Linked DNA regions of Homo sapiens: all the other regions are linked to region 1. A link is a contact called in ENCODE Hi-C or POLR2A ChIA-PET data. All regions are on one chromosome and are shown on one strand. The core of a region is the stretch at or near the end of the contact, and the rest is flanking DNA. Distances in the headings are between cores, read along the strand shown.

Region 1 (3,866 bases), core at 1,135-3,634:
AACATGGCTGACAAAGACCAGCATTCATACCAGAAAGAGACCTGTCAGCTGTGTCCTTTTCTACTTGTTTGCTGTGCTGGTAATTTTCACAGTATCTGGAACTTGCCATTTCTTTGCAGGAATATTTTGAAGCCATTTTTCTGTTCTCGTAGGACAACCTAGTAACATGATCCTACGTTTAGTTAGACTGACACGACTCACTACACACTGCAATGCACTGCAGAATGCTGAAAGGGATGCGTGAGGACCCTGCTGCCCACCTCCCAGGCGTGGACCCTCGTTCCCTCAGGAAGTCTCTGCTTGACATCGGCCCTCATGACTCTCAGACAGAGGTCAGATGTACAGATCAAGTGAGACCAATACATTTACTATGTCATAGAAGACCTTAATTCTTATTTTTATTTTTTATTTTTTGAGACAAGAGTCTCCCTCCGTCGCCCAGGCCGGAGTGCAGTGGTGCGATCTCGGCTCACTGCAAGCTCGGCCTCCCGGGTTCACGCCATTCTCCTGCCTCAGCCTTGCGAGTAGCTGGGACTACAGGCTCCCGACACCACGCCCAGCTAATTTTTTTTTTTTTTTGTATTTTTAGTAGAGATGGGGTTTTACCCTGTTAGCCAGGATGGTCTCGATTTCCTGACCCCGTGATCCGCCCGCCTCGGCCTCCCAATGTGCTGGGATTACAGGCGTGAGCCACGCGCCCGGCCAGAAGAGTTTAATTCTTTTCTCATTTTTAGGTTAAAAAATGAGTAGAGGCCGGGCACGGTGGCTCACGCCAGTAATCCCAGCACTTTGGGAGGCAGAGGCTGGCGGATCACCTGAGGTCGGGAGTTCGAGATTAGCCTGACCAATATGGAGAAACCCCGTCTCTACTAAAAATACAAAATTAGCCAGGCGTGGTGGCTCATGCCTGTAATCCCAGCTACTCGGGAGGCTGAGGCAAGAGAATCGCTTGAATCCGGGAGGCAGAGGTTGGTGTGAGCCAAGATCATGCCATTGCACTCCAGCCTGGGCAACAAGCGCCAAACTCTATCTCAAAAAAAGAAAAAACAAAATTAGCCAGGTGTGGTGGTGCGTGCCTGTAATCCAAGCCACTCGGGAGGCTGAGGCAGGAGAATTGCTTGAACCCGGGAGGTGGAGGTTGCAGCGAGCCTAGATGGTGCCACTGCACTCCAGTGTGGGCGACAGAGTGAGACTCCATAAAAAAAAAAAAAAATTCAGGGGAAAAAAAGCAATTAAAAAAACATAACTATAAAAATAATACAAATTACAAAACAACCATTTGCATAGCATTTACATTATATTAGTTATAAGTAATCTAGAGATGATTAAAGTGTACGGAGGAATGTGCATAGGTTATATGCCAATACTGCCTCATTTTATATGAGGGACTTGAACATAGAAGGGTTTTGGAGTCCACAGAGGTCCTGAAACCAATTTCCCCTTCCCATGCCTGGGATGACTGAATTATACAGCAGCAAAAATGAATATACTCAAGCTATATGCATGAGTCTCATAAATATAATGCTCACAGAAAAAAGCAAGTTGCAGAAGGGTAAATACGGTTGATATATAAAGGTGCTAAACACAGAACTATTTAATGATATACGGATGCAGTAAAAGTATAAGAAATGTATGCAAACTTACTTAAATTCAGGGTGTTGGTTACTTGGAGTAAGGCGAATGTTTGGGATGTCAGTAGGTACCTGACAAATGGCAACTTAACTTTGTTTTGGTTTTTTTGAGATAGGGTCTTGCCCTTTCGCCCAGGCTCAAGTGCTGTGGTGGGATGATAGCTCACTGCAGCCTCGATCTCCAGGCTCAAAAGATCCTCCCTCCCGCCTCCGCGTCCCAAGTAGCTGGGACCACAAGCGCGCGCCACCACGCCCGGCTAATTTTTAATTTTTTTTTGTAGAGTTCAGGTCTCACTGTGTTGCCCAGGATGGTCTTGAACTCCTGGGCTCAAGCGATCCTCCCGCCTTGGCCTCCCAAAGTGCTGGGATTACAGGTGTGAGCCACCGCGCCTGGCCTGCAACTTTACTTATAATAATCTGTGTGGCAGATGTCATTTGGCCCATTTTACAGATGAGGAAATTGAGGCACAGGGAAGTGAACTGGCGGAATTTCAGTTCCGCTGGGTTTTGACACTGAATCAACTGGCTGAACCAGCGAGAGGACGGCCCGGCTGGCTCTCAGGCCTCTCCCGGCGCTCCCTTCCGGACCGGTGAGTGAGACTCCTGGGGCCACGCCTTGTGAAATTCTGAGGCTTCTTTTCAGGGATCGAAATCCCCTCCGGCTCCGCCCTGCGCGTTGGGCCCCGCCCCAGCGGGTCATGAATATGCAAGTGCGAGGAAGATATTTAAAGGCGTCGGCGCCACGCGCATATCCCTGCTCGGCGCTGCCCGCCCAGTTCCTGTTCCCAGACTGAGGCCCAGCCCCCTTCGCCCGTTTCCATCACGAGTGCCGCCAGCATGTCTGACAAACTGCCCTACAAAGTCGGTGAGTCCCAGGACCTGCAGCCGGTTGCGGCCGCCCGGCACCCGCCCGGGGCTTGTTCGTGGCGGGGGCTGCAGGGCCGACTCGGGGCTCTCTGGACCCCCTGGAATCGCAGCCTCGGCGCGTTTCTGGCCGCGCGAAGCCAGCTGGAAGTTGGAGTTCTCGCGCGGCCATGAGCGGGCCGTTCCGGGTGGCCGTGGACTACAAGTCCCAGCATGCCCCGCGACGCCGGGGCCGCCGCGCGGTCTGCGAGCCGCAAACTGGCGGCGTGCTCCGCGGGAGAGCACACCTGGCCACGGCCTGGGACGGCTGGCACCTGCCGGACCCTGCTCGGGGGGCCTGCGCCCGGCCTCCTAGGCCTGGACCGGACCCTGTCCAGCTGGGCGGCCCCGACGAGCGTCCACCCCTCTCTGGGCCTCCTACAGGGACGGCGAGGGCACCCCGGAGGGTGTATGAGGAGAGGCCTGGAAAGCGAGCCCCAGGCCGGCTCCGATCCTCCTCTCCCCTGGGACTTTGGGCCAGTTACCCAACCTGTGGGGTCCCCCACCCCTCCAGCAGGGGCAGCCTTGCAGAAATCTCGAAGAAAATTTGGAGTGGTTTGAAAAATCCTGCTGTCCCACCGATTGAAGTGTAATACAGGGATAGTTAACGTTTACTTAGTGTTTCCTGTGGGATCGGCACTGCCTTCTAGCTTTATTCTAGTCTCATGGCTCTATAGGGAAACTGTTCTCATTTTATGATGAGAATCCTGAGGCAGAGGTAACTTGCCCTCAGTCTTACAGCTGGTGGTGATGGAGCAAGATTGGAACGCAGGCCATCTAGATCTCTGAGCGCACCCTTTCACCACTGTGTGCAAGCGAATACACGCGGAACAATCCTAGTGAATTTTCAGCAAAAACCAGTTCAGTTTGGCTGGTAGCTTTTCAAGTAACTTTGACACTATTGGACCGGGTGTGGTGGCTCACCCCTGTAGTCCCAGCACTTTGAGAGGCCGAGGTGGGCGAATCACTTGAGGTCAAGAGTTCGAGACCAGCCTGGCCAACGTGGTGAAACGCTATCTCTACCAAAAATACAAAAACTAGCTGGGCGTGGTGGCGGGCGCCTTCATTCCCAGCTACTCGGGAGGCTGAGGCAGGAGGACTGTTTGAGCCGGGGAGACGGAGGTTGCAGTGAGCCGAGATTGCACCACCACGCTCCAACCTGGGCAACAGAGCAAGACCCTGTCTCAAAAAAAAAAAACAAACAAAAAAAGACACTATTAAGTCTGGAGAATGCCATCCACATTTATGGAAACACTTGCTGTATATCTGGTGATTTACGTGTGTTTACACAATAATCTTCATAGAGGTGGACGTAATCCCGTTATATAGAGC
Region 2 (3,837 bases), core at 577-3,076, 810 kb after region 1:
GCAACAAGAACAAAACTCCGTCTCAAAAAAAATAATAAAATAAAATAAAATAATTGGCCGAGCGTGGTGGCATATGCCTGTAGTCCCAGCTACTCCGGAGGCTGAGACAGGAGAATAGCTTGAACCCAGGAGACGGAGGTTGCAGTGAGCCAAGATCACACCCCTGCACTCCAGTCTGGGCGACAGAGCAAGATTCCGTCTCAAAAAAAAAAAAGCCTTTCATTTTACAGAGATGCTGTACCTTTGCAAGCCTAAAAGAGTAATCACTATCCGCCTCTTTAGTTGGAAATTTCATGAGGAATGGATCAAACCATCAAAAGCAGTAACTGCAAGCTGGGTGTATCTACTTTTTCTATCTTCAATCCAACATTTAATGGGTGCAAAAAAAAAGAAGCGTAAAGCCTCCCTTTCACGTGTTTAAGGACATCAGCTCTGAGACTAGTACTCAGAGTACCTTCTGTTACTCAGTTTCATCCTCTGCAAAATGGGCATCCTCAAATAATGTCTTACTTAGGATGTCATCAAGATTAAACAATTAAAAAAACATGCAAAACATGTTTATCTGTTTCCTCATTTACTATGTCTCTCCCTCTCCTAACTAAACTCAAAACCCCAGTTCGGTCTATCTTGTTTATTGTATTCCCAGGGCCTGGAATGGTATTTTTAAACTTACTATATGATTTAATAAATATTAAGTGAATAGAATGCAAAATGTCTGGTGCTCAAAAAAATGTTGGCTATTATAATTACAATAATGAAAAACAATTAAAATTTTATTGTTCTTATTCAGAGAAGCCACCCCTCCCCCAAGGATCTCACACATCAAGGAGGAACACTAGATAAATACTGGAATGGCTAAATGGAAGTAAGAATAACAATTAGATCATGGAGCAGGACTAACAGACAACAAAACAAAATCTTAACACGGCTAGAGCCTAATTTCGGACTTTTCCGAGTGCGGTGCACACTGGATCAGATTAATAAAGGACGATTACAATAATGACAGTTTTCACAATTGTGTGTGTGCCACGGTCGGTGTCAAGCGTTTTACTGGCCTCACAAAACCCAAGAACCCTGGGGGAGGGAGGGAACCCGCTCCACATCCCCATTTTGCAGATGGGGGAACTGAGGCACCGGGAGAGCCAAGGTCACTACCTAAATGGGGAAGCCTGGATGTGAACCCAGGTAGCCAACTACTGAGCCTGCGCTCAAACAGGCCCTCCGAGGGGCCATTCTCATCTCCTCCAACCCTCAACATCGGGCGGGTGTAGTATTTCCCCAGGAGCCGGACTTCGTGGCCCCAGCGCTGGGACAACAAAATGATTCTTGCCCGCCGGCAAGTCCCATGGACGCCGGCCCGGCCTAAGTTCCGAGGCCGCGGGCCCCACAATTTCCCTCACACCGTGAGCCCCGAGCTCTTCGGGCGGCGCAGGAAGCGACGGGGTGGCCTCAGGAGCCCGGGAAGGCCCGCCCCGCTGCGTGACCTTGGATCCGCCGCCCCGCTTCGGGCCTCAGTTTCCACTCCCGGCCTCGCGCCCGGGGCACTCGGAATCACCGCGCCTGCGGAGCCGCAGGCCCTCACACGCCCCCCTCGGCCGCCCGCATTCACGCCCCACTTACGCTGGAAGGCGGCCGCTCCAGGGACGCCTACCATCGCCGAGCGCCGCCGCCGCGCGCCGCCCGCCTCTACCCGCGACACGGGTCCCTCGCAGGCGCCGCCCGCCTCGACCCGCGGCCCGGGTCCCTCGCAGGCGTCGCCGCGAGATCTGCAGCCGCCGAGCTAACCAGACACCACCACCGCTGCTGTCGCCGTCGCCGCCGCCGCCGCCGCCGTTAGGCCGCGCCCCGCCCCGCCCCCGGCTGGCCCCGCCCCGCCCGCCGGGCACGCCCCCGCCGCGCGCTCTCGCCGCCAGGCCAACGCACGCGGAAGCCCGGCCCCAAGACCAGCTCCCATTAAGCACCGCCCCCTAACCTGACCCGCCCCTTCCGCGGGAACCGACCGCCGAATCCCGGCGCAGCCTGCTTCTCAGACCTGCCCCCTCGGCGTCACGCGCGCCCGTCACGCGCACGGCCCACTTTCTAGCTCCAGACTTCCCGGTGTAGCCAGGGCAGTGGCCCAGGCTCGGGGGCCGAGTGCTAGGGGGAGGGATTACAACGAGTGGCAACGTCTCACCTGAGTTCTCCAGGTACAGGCCTGATGGCTTTTGCGCATGCCTTTGAGCGAGCCCCCTGGCTCAAAGTGTTTTTGGCCTGAAGTATTCTAAATGCCTAAAATTTCATCATCGTAATTTTAATAACTGTTGGCCGGGCGTGGTGGCCCACGCCTGTAATCCTAGTACTTTGGGAGGCCAAAGGAGAGTCACTTGAGCTCAGGAGTTTGAGACTAGCGTCTCTATTAAAAAAATAAATAAATAAAAATAAAAAATAGACCAGGCACGGTGGCTCAGGCCTATAATCCTAACACTTTGGGAGGCCGAGGAGGGTGGATTACCTGAGGTCAGAACTTCGAGGCTAGTCTGGCCAATGTGGCGAAACGCTGTCTCTACTAAAAATACAAAACTTAGAGCCGGGCGCAGTGGCTCAAGCCTGTAATCCTAGCACTTTGGGAGGCCGAGGCGGGAGGATCACGAGGTCAGGAGTTTGAAGACCAGTCTGGCCTATAAGGTGAAACCCTATCTCTACTAAAAAAATAAATAAATAAAAATACAAAAATTAGCCTGGTGCGGTGGCGCGTGCCTTTAGTCCCAGCTACTCGGGAGGCTGGGGCAGGAGAATCACTTGAATCCGGGAGGGGGAGGTTGCAGTGAGCCGAGATCGGAGCCATTGCACTCCAGCCTGAGCAAAAAGAGCAAAACTCCGTATCAAAAAAACAAAACAAGGCCAGGAGCTGTGGCTCACCCCTGTAATCCCAGCACTTTGGGACGCCGAAGCTGGCAGATCACAGCTCAGGATTTGGAGACCAGCCTGACCAACGTGGTGAAACCCCGTCTGTACTAAAAATACAAAAATTAGCTGGACTTGGTTTCACAAGCCTGTAATCCCAGCTAATCAGGAGGCTGAGACAGGAGAATTGCTTGAACCCCGGAGGCGGAGGTTGCACCGAGCCAAGATCACGACACTGCACTCCCACCTGGGTGACAGAGCGAGACTCCCTCTCAAAAAACAAAACAAAACAAAACAAAAAAATTAGCTGGGCGCGGTGGCGGGTGTCCATAATCCCAGCTACTCGGGAGGCTGAGGCAGGAGAGTCGCTTGAACCTGGGAGGCAGAGGTTGCAGTGAACCGAAATCGCGCCACTACACTCTAGCCTGGGCAACAGAGGGAAGCTCCGTCTGAAAAGAAAAGAAAAGAATAAAGACTCTTGTTTCTCAGTATTATTTCAGATATCTCACACCAAGAATATAGAATGCATTTGTATTTTACTTGTGTATTGAAAACAAATTTTAAAAGACAGAATGTAGGCCGGCCGGGTACAGTGGTTTATGCCTCTAATCCCGGCACTTTGGGAGGCCAAGGCAGGTGGATCGCTTGAGTCCAGGAGTTCAAGACTAGCCTGGGTAACACGGGGAAACCGCGCCTGTACAAAAAATACAAAAATTAGCCAGACATGGTGTTGCACACACGCTTGTAGTCTCAGCTACACAGAAGGCTGCGGTGGGAGGATCATATGAGCCAGGGAGTCAGAGGTTTCAGTTACCCCAGATCAGACCAATGTACTCTGGCCTGATCTAACAGATCAGGCGTGAGTAACAGAGTGAGACCCTGTCTCAAAAAAAGAAAAAAAAATGTAGAAATAAGAACATATGTGCATATACCAGCTGGGTATAGTGGTTCACA
Region 3 (3,882 bases), core at 1,247-3,746, 840 kb before region 1:
GTGATACAACCATAAGCCAAGGAATGCCAGCAGTCAGGAGAATCTAGAGAGGCAAGGAACGGATTATCCCTTAGAGCCTTTGGAGTGGGTGTGGCCCTGTCAATAACTTAATTTTAGCCCAGTGAAATTGATTTCAGGCTCCTGACCTCCCAAACTGCGAGAGAATAAATTTCTGTTGCTTTAAGCCACTTGGTTTGTGGTAATTTGTTGCAGGAATCACAGGAAACGAATACAGTGCTCCTGTGTTGTTATCCAGGTCTCAGCTTACTGTCATCTCCTTTCCCTTCCATTTGGAAGCCCCAAGAAGAGTTTCTTTTTTTTTTTTTTTTTTGAGACAGAGTATCGCTCTGTCTCCCAGGCTGGAGTGCAGTGGCCTGATCTTGATCTTGGCTCACTACAACCTCCACCTCCCGGGTTCAAGCGATTCTCCTGCCTCAGCCTCCTGAGTAGCTGGGACTACAGGCGTCTGCCACCACTCCCGGCCAATTTTTGTATTTTTAGTAGAGACAGGGTTTCACCATATTGGCCAGGTTGGTCTTGAACTCCTGACCTCGTGATCCGCCCGCCTTGGCCTCCCAAAGTGCTGGGATTACAGGCGTGAGCCACTGCACCCGGCCAAGAAGAGTTTCTAAAAACATCCCAGGCTGGGTACAGTGGCTTATGCCTGTAATCCCAGCACTTTGGGAGGCCTGGCTGCACTCTGGCTCAACAAACTGAGCTATCACTTCCATCTGACTTTTTCAGCAAATAAGAGATAGCCAATCCTAGAATCATAGAAAGCTCGACCGAAAAGGATCTTAAAGATCCATTTGTTCAAACTCCTCATTATTTATAGACAAGGATGCTAGCCCCAGAGAAGGAGAGGGTCACATACACAGGTTATAGATGAGTGACAGAGTTGTAATTAACTGGATCCTAGATCTGACTTCAAATCCAGTGTTGGTTCTACCGCATGTCACACTGACCAAAGTCATGGGTGTTGCTGTGGTCTAAGGTGCTGACCAAATTTTAGAAACTTGGGAATAAGGGGAATGGAGAAATGGATCACAAACCTCCTGAAAGCTATAGTGCCCCAGGGTAGTCATTTGTCTTTTTTTTTTTTTTTTTTTTTTTTTTTTTGATATGGAGTTTTGCTGTTTTGCCCAGGCTGGAGTGGAGTGGCGCGATCCTCGCTCACTGCAACCTCCGCCTTCCGGTTTCAAGCGATTCTCCGGCCTCAGCCTTCCGAGTAGCCGGGATTTACAGGCACCCGCCACCACCCCTGGCTAATTTTTGTATTTTTAGTAAAGACGGGGTTTCACCATGTTGGCCAGGTTGGTCTCTATCTCTTAACCTCAGGTGATCCACGCACCTCAACCTCCCAAAGTGTTGGGATTACAGGCGTGAGCCACCGCGCCCAACCAGGGTATTCATTCTTACCCAAGACATTCTACAGGGCTGACAGGGGTAAAGCTTCCGGTTTGAGATGGAGACTGAAGGGACCATGATTGTGTAACCACATCCCAAATTGGGAGGAGAGAAGTGTCATGAATTCCTAGAACTGACGGGATTTCAGGAAACCTCAAGAGTGACAGCATCGGAAAATGCAAGAGGTTTTAAAAAAAAAAGAGTGGAAGTTTTGGACAAATAAATGTGAGTTGTGTCTTATACAATCAACAAGTAACTGGTTTGGGAAACTCAATATCCCTAAATAAGGGAGCAGACCACCCCTCATATTGTCTTATGCCCAATTTCTGCCTCAAAGAAAATGTAGGAGTTAAAAGAAAGACAGAAGTGAAATCAGTAGTCAGACAGCCCGGCGATGCATTCCAGGCCTGGTAATTAAAGATCGACCCCTCCTGACCTAACCGGTTATATTATCTATAGATTCCAGACATTGTATGGAAAAGCATTGTGAAAATCCCTGTCCTGTTCTGTTCCGTTCTGATTACCGGTGCACCGGTAATCAGTCACGTACCCCCTGCTTGCTCAATCAATCACGACCCTCTCACGCGGACCCCCTTAGAGTTGTAAGCTCTTAAAAGGGACAGGAATTGCTCACTCGGGGAGCTCCGTTTTTGAGAAGTGAGTCAGCTGACGCTCCCGGCCGAATAAAGCTCCTTCCTTCTTTAACCCGGTGTCTGAGGAGTTTTGTCTGCGGCTTGTCCTGCTAGGTAATAATGGTAAAGGCTGAACATTTCTCATGCTTACCCTGCCTTCATACTTAATAAGGTTGTTGAAAAAAATGAATGAGAGAATGCATTTTAAATGCTCCGTACAGTACTAGTACACAATAAGTGCTCAATACATGCTAGCTGTTATTATTAAAACATTAATTAATAACAGTAGTAACAACAGCCACTGACTTTAAGACACGTTGATCAGTGTTGCCGAAACCGTACATCCGAAGTTGCTCTTCGGCCGCGTTTCGCTGCCCATTGCATTCAGGGGCTTGTAGTCCGGAAGTGAGAGGCTGATTTCTCAGCGCGCAGGCGCAGTGGCGCGGATTCCCGGAAGAACCCGCAGCAGCTCCCAGGATGAACTGGTTGCAGTGGCTGCTGCTGCTGCGGGGGCGCTGAGAGGACACGAGCTCTATGCCTTTCCGGCTGCTCATCCCGCTCGGCCTCCTGTGCGCGCTGCTGCCTCAGCACCATGGTGCGCCAGGTCCCGACGGCTCCGCGCCAGATCCCGCCCACTACAGGTGAACTGTGACCCGCCCTTTCGCAGTTGGGGAATGGGAAGCGTGAACCCGGTCCTTTCCCTTTCCGTCCATCCCAGACCCCGACTTGCTCCGACACAGCCGCTAGGTCCCAGGGAGAAATCAGCTAGTGATTCCCACTTTCCGCCCTGTATCTTGTTCTTCCCCCGCTTGTTTTTGTGTTCTTGCCCCATGCCTGATTTCTCGTCCCCCACCCAGGGAGCGAGTCAAGGCCATGTTCTACCACGCCTACGACAGCTACCTGGAGAATGCCTTTCCCTTCGATGAGCTGCGACCTCTCACCTGTGACGGGCACGACACCTGGGGCAGGTAGTGCGAGCGGAGGGGCAAGGGGCGGCCAGGGTCTGACTCTCTGGGCCTCGGCGGGCGGGTCAGCTGGGGCTGGTGGCTTCATGGTCTCCTCACCGGCACCAGAAAGCTCCCAGCTGAGCTAGAGCCGCGCTCCCCGCAATTCTTACTATCACCTCCAGGATCCACTTAGCCTCTCGCAGTGAAAAAAAAAGTCCTGGATTAGCCGGGTGGGCTGGATCGCTGAGCTCAGCCCCAGCAGTAACAGGCATCAGCTGTGGGGACATAGGCAATTTCTGGAGTAACGAGATACCGTGGAAGGGCTCCAAGAATTAGAAAACCCACCCCTTTCATTATGTAGGTGGGCATTCAGATCCAGGAAGGAGTGTGACACTCCTAAAACTTAAGTCTTTGTAGTTGGTGTGCCCCGTGCCTGAAATACACTCCCCATTTTCCTCCCATCACTGGCTGCTGCTTGTCATTCAGATCTCAGCTCAGTATCTTAATACCCCTACGAGTTAGGTGCCATTATCCCTGTTTTACACACGAATGTGCTAAGGTCGGGAGAAATTAAACTCAAAACTTGTGATGGTTTTTATTTTTTTAAGTTGAAACAAAGTAAATACAAATGGCAAATTCAAGTGGTAAAAGATTATATACAATAAATATCTCCCATACCCTAGAATTCCAACTATTAACTTTCCTTTGTATCTGTCCAGAAATATTCTTGGTTTATACCATTATATATATAGATGTGTGTATGTGTATCTTTTTAAAATGAACTTCTTAAAGGCATAATTTACATATAATAAAATACACTCTTTTTTTTTTTTTTTTTTTTTTGAGATGGAGTTTCGCTCTTGTTACCCAGGCTGGAGTGCAATGGCGTGATCTTG
Region 4 (3,847 bases), core at 847-3,346, 650 kb before region 1:
ACACCTATCTGCCACCATCTCCCCCCATCCCGTGACCACACACGGGAGACTGGAGGACTCAGCCTGTCCTGTAGTCAGATAATGTACATGGTTTATTTAAAGAGTCAAAAGGGGCCGGGCGCAGTGGCTAACGCCTGTAATCCTAGCACTCTGGGAGGCTGGGGCGGGTGGATCACCTGAGCTCAAGAGTTTCAGACCAATCTGGCCAACATGGTGAAACCCTGTCTCTACCAAAAATACAAAAATTAGCCGGGTGTGGTGGTGGACGCCTGTAATCCCAGCTACTTGGGAGGCTGAGGCAGGAGAATTGCTTGAACCTGGGAAGTGGAGGTTGCAGTGAGCTGAGATCGTGCCACTGCACTCCAGCCTGGGCAACAACAACGAAAACTCCGTCTCAAAAAAAAAAAAAAAAAAAAAGAGTCAAAAGGATCTTGGTCCCTGGGTTGGGCCACTGATTTACGATCACTAGGAGTTCTCACTCCTAAATTTCTTTGATCTGTTCGCTTCGCTCCATCTCCACAGCTGCTGCACTGGCTACAGCCTCATGATCTCACATCTTAACTCTCTCTGCTTTCTCTGGCCCATCTCCCCACTTCCAAACCATTTGTCACGCTGTAACCAGTGCCTAACACACAAAACTAACCATGTCCTTCCCCTGCTTAAAGCCCTTAGCTCCTGTTGCTCAGTGGAACTGGCGTCTGAGGCTACCTCTCCAAGCCTAAGCGCCTAAGTCCTGTTGCAACCCTCAGGCCCTTCCTCATTATCCACACCAAACTCCTCAGTGTCTGTAAAACAAGCCGAGCAACCCTCAGAATTATATGCCTTCGCTGCTCGTTTGTTTTGTTTTTAGGACAGGGTCTCACGCTGTCACCCAGGCAGGAGTGCTGCAGCGTGATCTCAGCTCACAGCAGCCTCCGTCTCCGGGGCTCAAGAATTCTCACGCCGCAGCCTCCCGAGTAGCTGGGATTACAGGCACGGGCCAACACACCCGGCTAATTCTTGTATTTCTAGTAGAGACGGGGTTTCGCCATGTTGCCCAGCCTGGTCTCCAACTCCTGAGCTCAAGTAATCCACCTGCCTCGGCCTCTCAAAGTGCTGGGATTACAGGTCTGAGCCACTGCACCCAGCCAGCCTTTGCTGCTTTTGTTCCTGCAATTTGGAACACTGTCCCCATCCCAGCCTCTCACCTCTACCCCTACCTCCTTCACTACCTATACCTTCCTATCCATCCTTCAAGACCCCAAAAACCATCCCTGATTCCTTCAGAAAGGCAGTTTATTGCCTATCTTATCAGACTGAAAGCAGTGGCTGTGTCTTATTTATGGTTAATTCCCTAGAAGCTGGACTGATACATTCCATTTAACTAAAATTCGTATCAGGTGCTTCGGACTGCAGACAAGCCTATCACAACCCAGAAGGAAGAAACAGGGAAGGCACCTGGGGGCTGCCAAGCAATGAGGTGGGGGGTAGGAATCATGAATCCGCATATTTTTAAAAACTGCCCCAGATCCTGATGTAAACGGTACAAGAGAGTCTGAGAAACACAGGGCTCCCCTCAAACAGTCCTGACTTCAGCATTCCTGGAAAAATGAAAATCCTTTCCTTTTGCCTCTAATGCTTTCCCTGCTGGTATCCCAGGTTAAAAAAAAATAGATAAAATCAGGGGGATTTTTCTGGGACTTGGCTGGGCTGGGAAACAAGCCTGGGTTCTAATACAGGCTCAGCCCCTGACGTACTATGGGCCCCTGCCCCTCCTTGGGGCCTCCATTACCACGGCCACCCCCACCCTTATCAATTGTGTGCCCCTGAGGTAGTGACTGTCCCGCTCTGAGCATTAGTTTCCCCATCTTCCACTAGTCGTCGTCAGCTCTGACGCTCTATGAGCTATGCATACCCGTAGCTCCCCGCCGACCCCGATGGTCCCCTCCCCTCCTTCCCAAGGTCCATCCGCCAGGGTGCAGCCGACGCACTCCTAATGCTAAGGCCGCCCTCTCATCGACCGCCCCTTCCTGGCCTCGACTCAGCGCCAAAGGTATGGGTCTCTGCCCCGCCTGCTCTTTAAGCCTAGCCGGGGCGGTCAGCGCAAGCGCACTGGGTCGCATCGAGGCCCCGCCCCCTGAGCCTGGGTAGCGGCGCGAGGGCCGGGAGAACCGTTCGCGGAGGAAAGGCGAACTAGTAGGTTGGGGCGGCCACGGCGGCCGGCATGGGTCACGTTTCCTCGGGAGGAACGATGTGAGGGAGGGGTCTGGCAAGAGATTGGAATTCCGGAGGCCGGGAGACCTTGTGGCTGAAACCCTTCGTAGGAGCGGGGCAACTAGTGTCTAGTGAGGGGGTTGGGCTGGCGCGCACTGATCCCAGACTTTCCGGATCTTCTGCCTTTAGATCGGGCCGGTGTCGGGGCATGTAGGCCAGTGAGACTGGAGCCAGTTAGAGCTACAACGGGGAGCGATTAGGGCCAAACTTTGTCCAGGGTGGAAGCGAGCGGGCCCGTGAAGTGGGGCCAGCCTGGGCAGCCGACCGTGTCGTTGCCTCGGGGCCTTTCCAGGCACTGGCCTAAGTCCTGGCGATAAAGTGCGACCGATTTCCTTGTGGGCGTTTTGAGGCTTTCGGTGATCTGACCCGTCTGTCATTCATTCTTCATTCATTCATGTGATGAATGAATACAGTACTAAGCGCGGCTAATTACTAGGTAGAGAAGTGATCAAGACAAACACTGTTCCTACGGTACAGGGAAAAGTGATGGGCTGTAGAATGTAGAAGCCCGGGGCGGAGAACAGGGACAGCTTCCGGAACGAAATCGCGAGCCCAGATCAGGAGTGGTGGCGAGAGTTCCAAAGAGAAGACAGCACGTGCCAAGTCCTGGAAGGGGGACAGAGGCCAACATATCCTGGTCACTGAAGACACCTGACTCTGAATCTGTTTCACGCCCAGGGAAGAGATGACAGTGGCCGGGGCTAGGCTACAAACTCTGGAAATGGAGATAAATAAAGGAATTCAAAGTACTATATACTTAGGCAGCAAAATCCATAGGATTTGGGGAGAGTGAGATGTAGGAAACAAGTACTCAAGGCTTGGGTACCTGGGTGGGGTTCATCAGAGAAGAAGCAGATTTGTGGGAGACAACAACAAATTCTATTCTGGTTGTATGGAGACTCGCAGGAAAAAATTGGATATTCTAGTTTGAAGGTAGGAAAGTATTGCTGTGAAGATGTAGATTTGAATGTCATCAGCAAAACATAAATAAAGCCAAGGGAGGGTTGAGGCTGTAGAATGAGAAAAACAAAGGGCCCACTTAGCACCTTCATCTGATTTCTTTTCTTTCTTTCTTTTTTTCTTTTTTTTTTTTTTTGACAGAGCTTTGCTCTTGTTGCCCAGGCTGGAGTGCAATGGCACGATCTCGGCTCACTACAACCTCCACCTCCTGGGTTCAAGCTATTCTCCTGCCTCAGCCTCCCAAGTAGCTCGGATTACAGGCATGCGCCACCAGGCCCGGCTAATTTTGTATTTTTAGTAGAGATGGGGTTTCTCCATGTTGGTGAGGCTGGTCTCGAACTCCCGACCTCGGGTGATCCGCCTGCCTCGGCCTCACAAAGTGCTGGGATTACACGAGTGAGCCACCACACCTGGCCCATGGTGATTATCTTTATGTCTTATCCTCCTCCATATCCCCAGTACCTAGTCAAGGGAGTGGCATTAAATGCAAATCAGTGTTTGCCAACTAAATAAAAGCCCAACAGCAAACAGATGTTGGAATTTCAGAGTTGTGGAACGATGGGGGCTCATGGAGGGTTTCATTACTCTAATGTCAAGGTAATGGGTTCTTGTCCTGGCTCTGCCACTAGGCTTC
Region 5 (3,528 bases), core at 1,004-3,503, 570 kb before region 1:
AAACAGGGAACCATTGAAAGTTTTTGCAGTGACATATGAAAGCATATTTCCATAATATCAATCTAATGGTGTCTTGATAAATCTACTGGAAAGACTCAAGTTGGCGAAACTAGGCAAGAGAGGACAAATTAGGAGGCTGCTTCCCTGGTAGAAATTCTGTATTTGATGGAATTTGGTGAAATGCATTCTGTGGGGTCATGGAAGAGGAATAGCATTGCTATTAGGATATGGATTCTGCAGTCAAACTGTCTTGGTTCAAATCCCAACTCCACCACTTTACACTTGATTGAATCCTGTCTTGCATTACTTGGTAATTGCTTGATTTATATTGTATCAGACTAACTACTATTTATTGAATGTGTACTGTGCATCAGGCATGTTATAGCGCATACTTATTACACACTTTAGACCTCATACAAACCCATTAGGCAAGTATTACTAGACCTATCTTATAGATGGAAGAAAAGGAATCTCAGACAGGCTTAAAAATTTGCCTAAGACCCCACAGTAAATGAACAGCAGAGCCAGGGTCTAAATCTAGATTTTTCTGGATTTGATTCGTGGCCCATGTTTGTCCCACAACCAAACATCATGCTGCCTCCCAATGGGGGTGCAATTTTGACTCCTTGGCTAGGCGCAGTAGCTCATGCACATGTAATCACAGCACTTTGGGAGGCCAAGTAAGGAGGAAAGCCTGAGGCCAGGAGTTCAAGACCAGCCTGGGCAACATGGCAAAACCTCGTCTCTCCAAAAAATACAAAAAAGTAGCTGGGTGTCATGGCGTCCGCCTGTAGTCCCAGCTACCCAGGAGGCTGAAGCGGAAAGATCGCATGAGCCCAGGAGATGCAGGCTATAGTGAGCCTAGAACGGGCCACTGCACTCCAGCATGGGTGACAGAGCAACACCTTGTCTCAAAACAAACTATCTATCTATCTATCTATCTATCTATCTATCTGTCTATCTATCTGTCCTTTACCCAGACTGAGGGCAAGGGTAGGGGGATTTTCCTTATACCTTTTTTTTTTTTTTTTTTTTTTTTTTTTTTTGAGACAAAGTCTTGCTCTGTCGCCCAGGCTGGAGTGCAGTGGTGCTATCGTGGCTCACTGCAACCTCTGCCTCCTGGGTTCAAGCAATTCTCCTGTCTCAGCCTCTCGAGTAGCTGGGATTACAGGTGCCCGCCACCACACCCGGCTAATTTTTGTATTTTTAGTGGAGACGGGGGTTTCACCATGTTGGCCAGGCTGGTCTCGAACTCCTGACCTCAAGTGATCCGCCCGCCTCGGCCTCCCAAAGTGCTGGGATTACAGGCGTGAGCCACTGCTCCTGGCCGATTTTCCTCATACATTTTAACAGACATGGAACCATCTATCAGAACTTCTGAACTATTACTAATACAATCCCAGCCCAAGTTAAAAAAATAAATAAAACAACTTGACATCGTAGTAACTCGTTCAGTCTTATACCGCGTAATTTCCATTAGGATGTCCGATATACTAAAAATAGATCGGGGACTCCATTACTAATCTGAGGACCCCAAGATGGGAACCAGACCCGTTATTGCCCTCAACAGTTCACAGGTTAAGGGTCTCAGGAGGCAGTGGCTGAGCTGGTGTGAAAGGGAAGCAAAGAAAGTTCTATTCGTGGCCCTCCTCCCTTCAAGGCTCCCGTCGCCCCTTAGAGACCCTCTTTTCGCCTCAGGAACTCCCCTTCTCTTCCCATGAAACTTTCACTCTCTTGGCCGACCTCCCCGTCCCAATCTCAAGGAACCTCACTTCTTCCCTCACGGAATCCCGCGTCTCCTCGCAAAAACCCGCATCTCCACCACGGACCCTCCAAGTCTGCAGGGAACTCCCCAGCTCCCATGGAACCCTCGTCTCCTCCCGGAATCCCTTTTCCATTTTCAAAGAACCGCAATTCTTCCTTCACAGAACCTCCATCTCCTCACCCACCCCTCAGCTTCCCAAGGGAGCCCCCGACTCCCCCAGGGAGCCCCCACTCTTCTCCTCACTGACACCCCAGGCCCGCCCGGGCCGGGCCTCACCCCGCGGCTCCTCCACGGAGCGCCGGTGCAGCTCGCGGTAGCGCTGCAGCGAGGGGACGTGCGCGGAGCGGCTGACCTCGGGCGGCGGAGACCAACTCCGCGCCCGGCCTCCGGCTCCAGCTTCCTCCTGGCCCCGGCTCCCGCTGCCGCTCCGGACCCGCTCCTCAGGAAGCCCCATCACGTCAAGTTCCTAGAACCGCGGCCGCCTTTGCGGTCGCGGCGGGTGCCGGGACTGAGAAAACAGGCCGAACTAGAGGCGGGGCCTCCGTAGAGGGGCGGGGCCTGGTGAGTGGGGGAGTGGCTTAGTCTGGCGGGTGGGCGGTGCCAGAGGGGGCGGGGCCGTGTCTGGTTGGGGAGGGATCGAGGTTGGCAAGGACAGAAATACTATAAGGAAAAGTCGAGGGATAGGGGTGGAGCTGACTTGCCGGAAGGAGTGACGCCGTCGAGTGAAAGCAGAAGGGGCGGGGCCGGGTGTGACAAGGGAGAGGGTGGAACCGTGGAGTGCCAAGGGAGGGGCGGGGCCAGGCGGGACAGGAGAGGAGGTGGGCCCATGGAGTGATGGGGAGTAACCCGGCTGGTTGTGACAGGAGAGGAGGCAGAGCCATGGAGTGACCAGAGTGGGGTGGGGTCTTGGAGTGACAGATAAGGGGTTGGGTTAAGGCAAGGATCGAAAGGGAAAGGGATGGACTAAGGAGAGGAGTTGAGTAAGGTCCATCGCGGAGCCGCCCCGTGATCTGATTGCACAGTCCTGACTATCACCAGTTCCTTCCAGGTGACACCCTTCCCTCCAGGTCCCCCCTCTCTGAGCCACACCCACATTCTCGTCCTCCGGAAAAACTTCTCCCATGACCTTGAGGGCATGCTCTGGCGACAGCACCTCCTCTCTGCTCACCCTGGAACCAGCTCAGATTTTCTCCCTCTTATGAGGACATGTCTTCAATCTCCTTGCCTTCACAAATCTCCATCCAGATCTAAAGTACAAGACTCAATAAGTGAAGACTAGGAGACACCTTCAGGTTTTTTGTAATAAGCCCACCTCCTAATTGCACAAATGGCAAACCCAGGAAAGGGAAGGAACTGGTGCACAGTCAGAGAGCAAATAACGACCAAGTTAGGGCCAAAGCTAGGTTCTTTGACTCCAGATTTGGTTTTACTTCCTCGTCAGGCTTGAAGCTAAGGCTTGTAAAATATCAAAGTCTGTGCAAATAGGAAAAATCATTCACATTCTCTTTTTTTGTTGTTGTTTTTGTTTTGAGATGGAGTCTCTCGCTCTGTCGCCCAGGCTGGAGTGCAATGGCACAATCTCGGCTGACTGCAACCTCTGCCTCCTGGATTCAAGCAATTCTCCTGCCTCAGCCTCCCGAGTAGCTGGAATTACAGGTGCACACCACCACACCCAGCTAATTTTTGTATTTTTAGTAGAGATGGGATTTCACCATGTTGTCCAGGCTGGTCTTGAACTCCTGACCTCAGGTGATCTGCCCGCC

The links. A loop is a pair of places that touch in the nucleus more often than their neighbours do. ChIA-PET counts read pairs that join two places held with the same protein, here RNA polymerase II (POLR2A). Pooled maps may share reads with other maps.
Region 2: a loop to region 1 is called in a map of B cell, with 15 times the contacts of the local background. The contact joins the promoter of CBFA2T2 here to the promoter of AHCY in region 1. A Hi-C loop is called at or near these places in 2 of 168 maps with a recorded cell type or tissue (B cell and CD4-positive, alpha-beta T cell) and 7 of 50 pooled maps.
Region 3: a loop to region 1 is called in a map of CD4-positive, alpha-beta T cell, with 5 times the contacts of the local background. The contact joins the promoter of EDEM2 here to the promoter of AHCY in region 1. A Hi-C loop is called at or near these places in 2 of 168 maps with a recorded cell type or tissue (CD4-positive, alpha-beta T cell and naive thymus-derived CD4-positive, alpha-beta T cell) and 10 of 50 pooled maps.
Region 4: a loop to region 1 is called in a map of CD8-positive, alpha-beta T cell, with 11 times the contacts of the local background. The contact joins the promoter of GSS here to the promoter of AHCY in region 1. A Hi-C loop is called at or near these places in 5 of 168 maps with a recorded cell type or tissue (B cell, CD4-positive, alpha-beta T cell, CD8-positive, alpha-beta T cell and 1 more), 5 of 37 single-sample maps with no recorded cell type and 11 of 50 pooled maps. POLR2A ChIA-PET finds 5 or more read pairs at or near these places in 1 of 52 experiments (activated T-cell).
Region 5: a loop to region 1 is called in a map of CD8-positive, alpha-beta T cell, with 22 times the contacts of the local background. The contact joins the promoter of ACSS2 here to the promoter of AHCY in region 1. A Hi-C loop is called at or near these places in 4 of 168 maps with a recorded cell type or tissue (CD4-positive, alpha-beta T cell, CD4-positive, alpha-beta memory T cell, CD8-positive, alpha-beta T cell and 1 more), 3 of 37 single-sample maps with no recorded cell type and 16 of 50 pooled maps. POLR2A ChIA-PET finds 5 or more read pairs at or near these places in 2 of 52 experiments (Caco-2 and activated CD8-positive, alpha-beta memory T cell).

What each region holds. Positions count from the first base shown.
Region 1 is chr20:34,301,873-34,305,738 of GRCh38, reverse strand. It overlaps AHCY (adenosylhomocysteinase), which reads left to right and starts at 2,384. Exons shown (of 10, transcript NM_000687.4): 1 at 2,384-2,496. The coding sequence starts at 2,469. RefSeq lists enhancers at 2,020-2,139, 2,160-2,209 and a silencer at 2,780-3,009.
Region 2 is chr20:33,488,085-33,491,921 of GRCh38, reverse strand. It overlaps CBFA2T2 (CBFA2/RUNX1 partner transcriptional co-repressor 2), which reads right to left and starts at 1,826. Exons shown (of 11, transcript NM_001032999.3): 1 at 1,621-1,826. The coding sequence starts at 1,654. RefSeq lists silencers at 1,507-1,786, 1,797-2,016 and an enhancer at 2,111-2,659.
Region 3 is chr20:35,145,950-35,149,831 of GRCh38, reverse strand. EDEM2 (ER degradation enhancing alpha-mannosidase like protein 2) reads left to right here and starts at 2,496. Exons shown (of 11, transcript NM_018217.3): 1 at 2,496-2,680; 2 at 2,897-3,007. The coding sequence starts at 2,574. MMP24-AS1-EDEM2 (MMP24-AS1-EDEM2 readthrough) reads left to right here. Exons shown (of 15, transcript NM_001355008.2): 6 at 2,897-3,007. The coding sequence starts at 2,913. RefSeq lists enhancers at 2,333-2,462, 2,711-3,314.
Region 4 is chr20:34,954,055-34,957,901 of GRCh38, reverse strand. GSS (glutathione synthetase) reads left to right here and starts at 2,096. Exons shown (of 13, transcript NM_000178.4): 1 at 2,096-2,175. MYH7B (myosin heavy chain 7B) reads right to left here and starts at 2,034. Exons shown (of 45, transcript NM_020884.7): 1 at 1,895-2,034. RefSeq lists enhancers at 1,769-1,948, 2,189-2,288.
Region 5 is chr20:34,875,337-34,878,864 of GRCh38, reverse strand. ACSS2 (acyl-CoA synthetase short chain family member 2) reads right to left here and starts at 2,253. Exons shown (of 18, transcript NM_018677.4): 1 at 2,042-2,253. The coding sequence starts at 2,219. RefSeq lists silencers at 1,965-2,394, 2,475-2,614 and enhancers at 2,885-2,934, 2,955-3,034.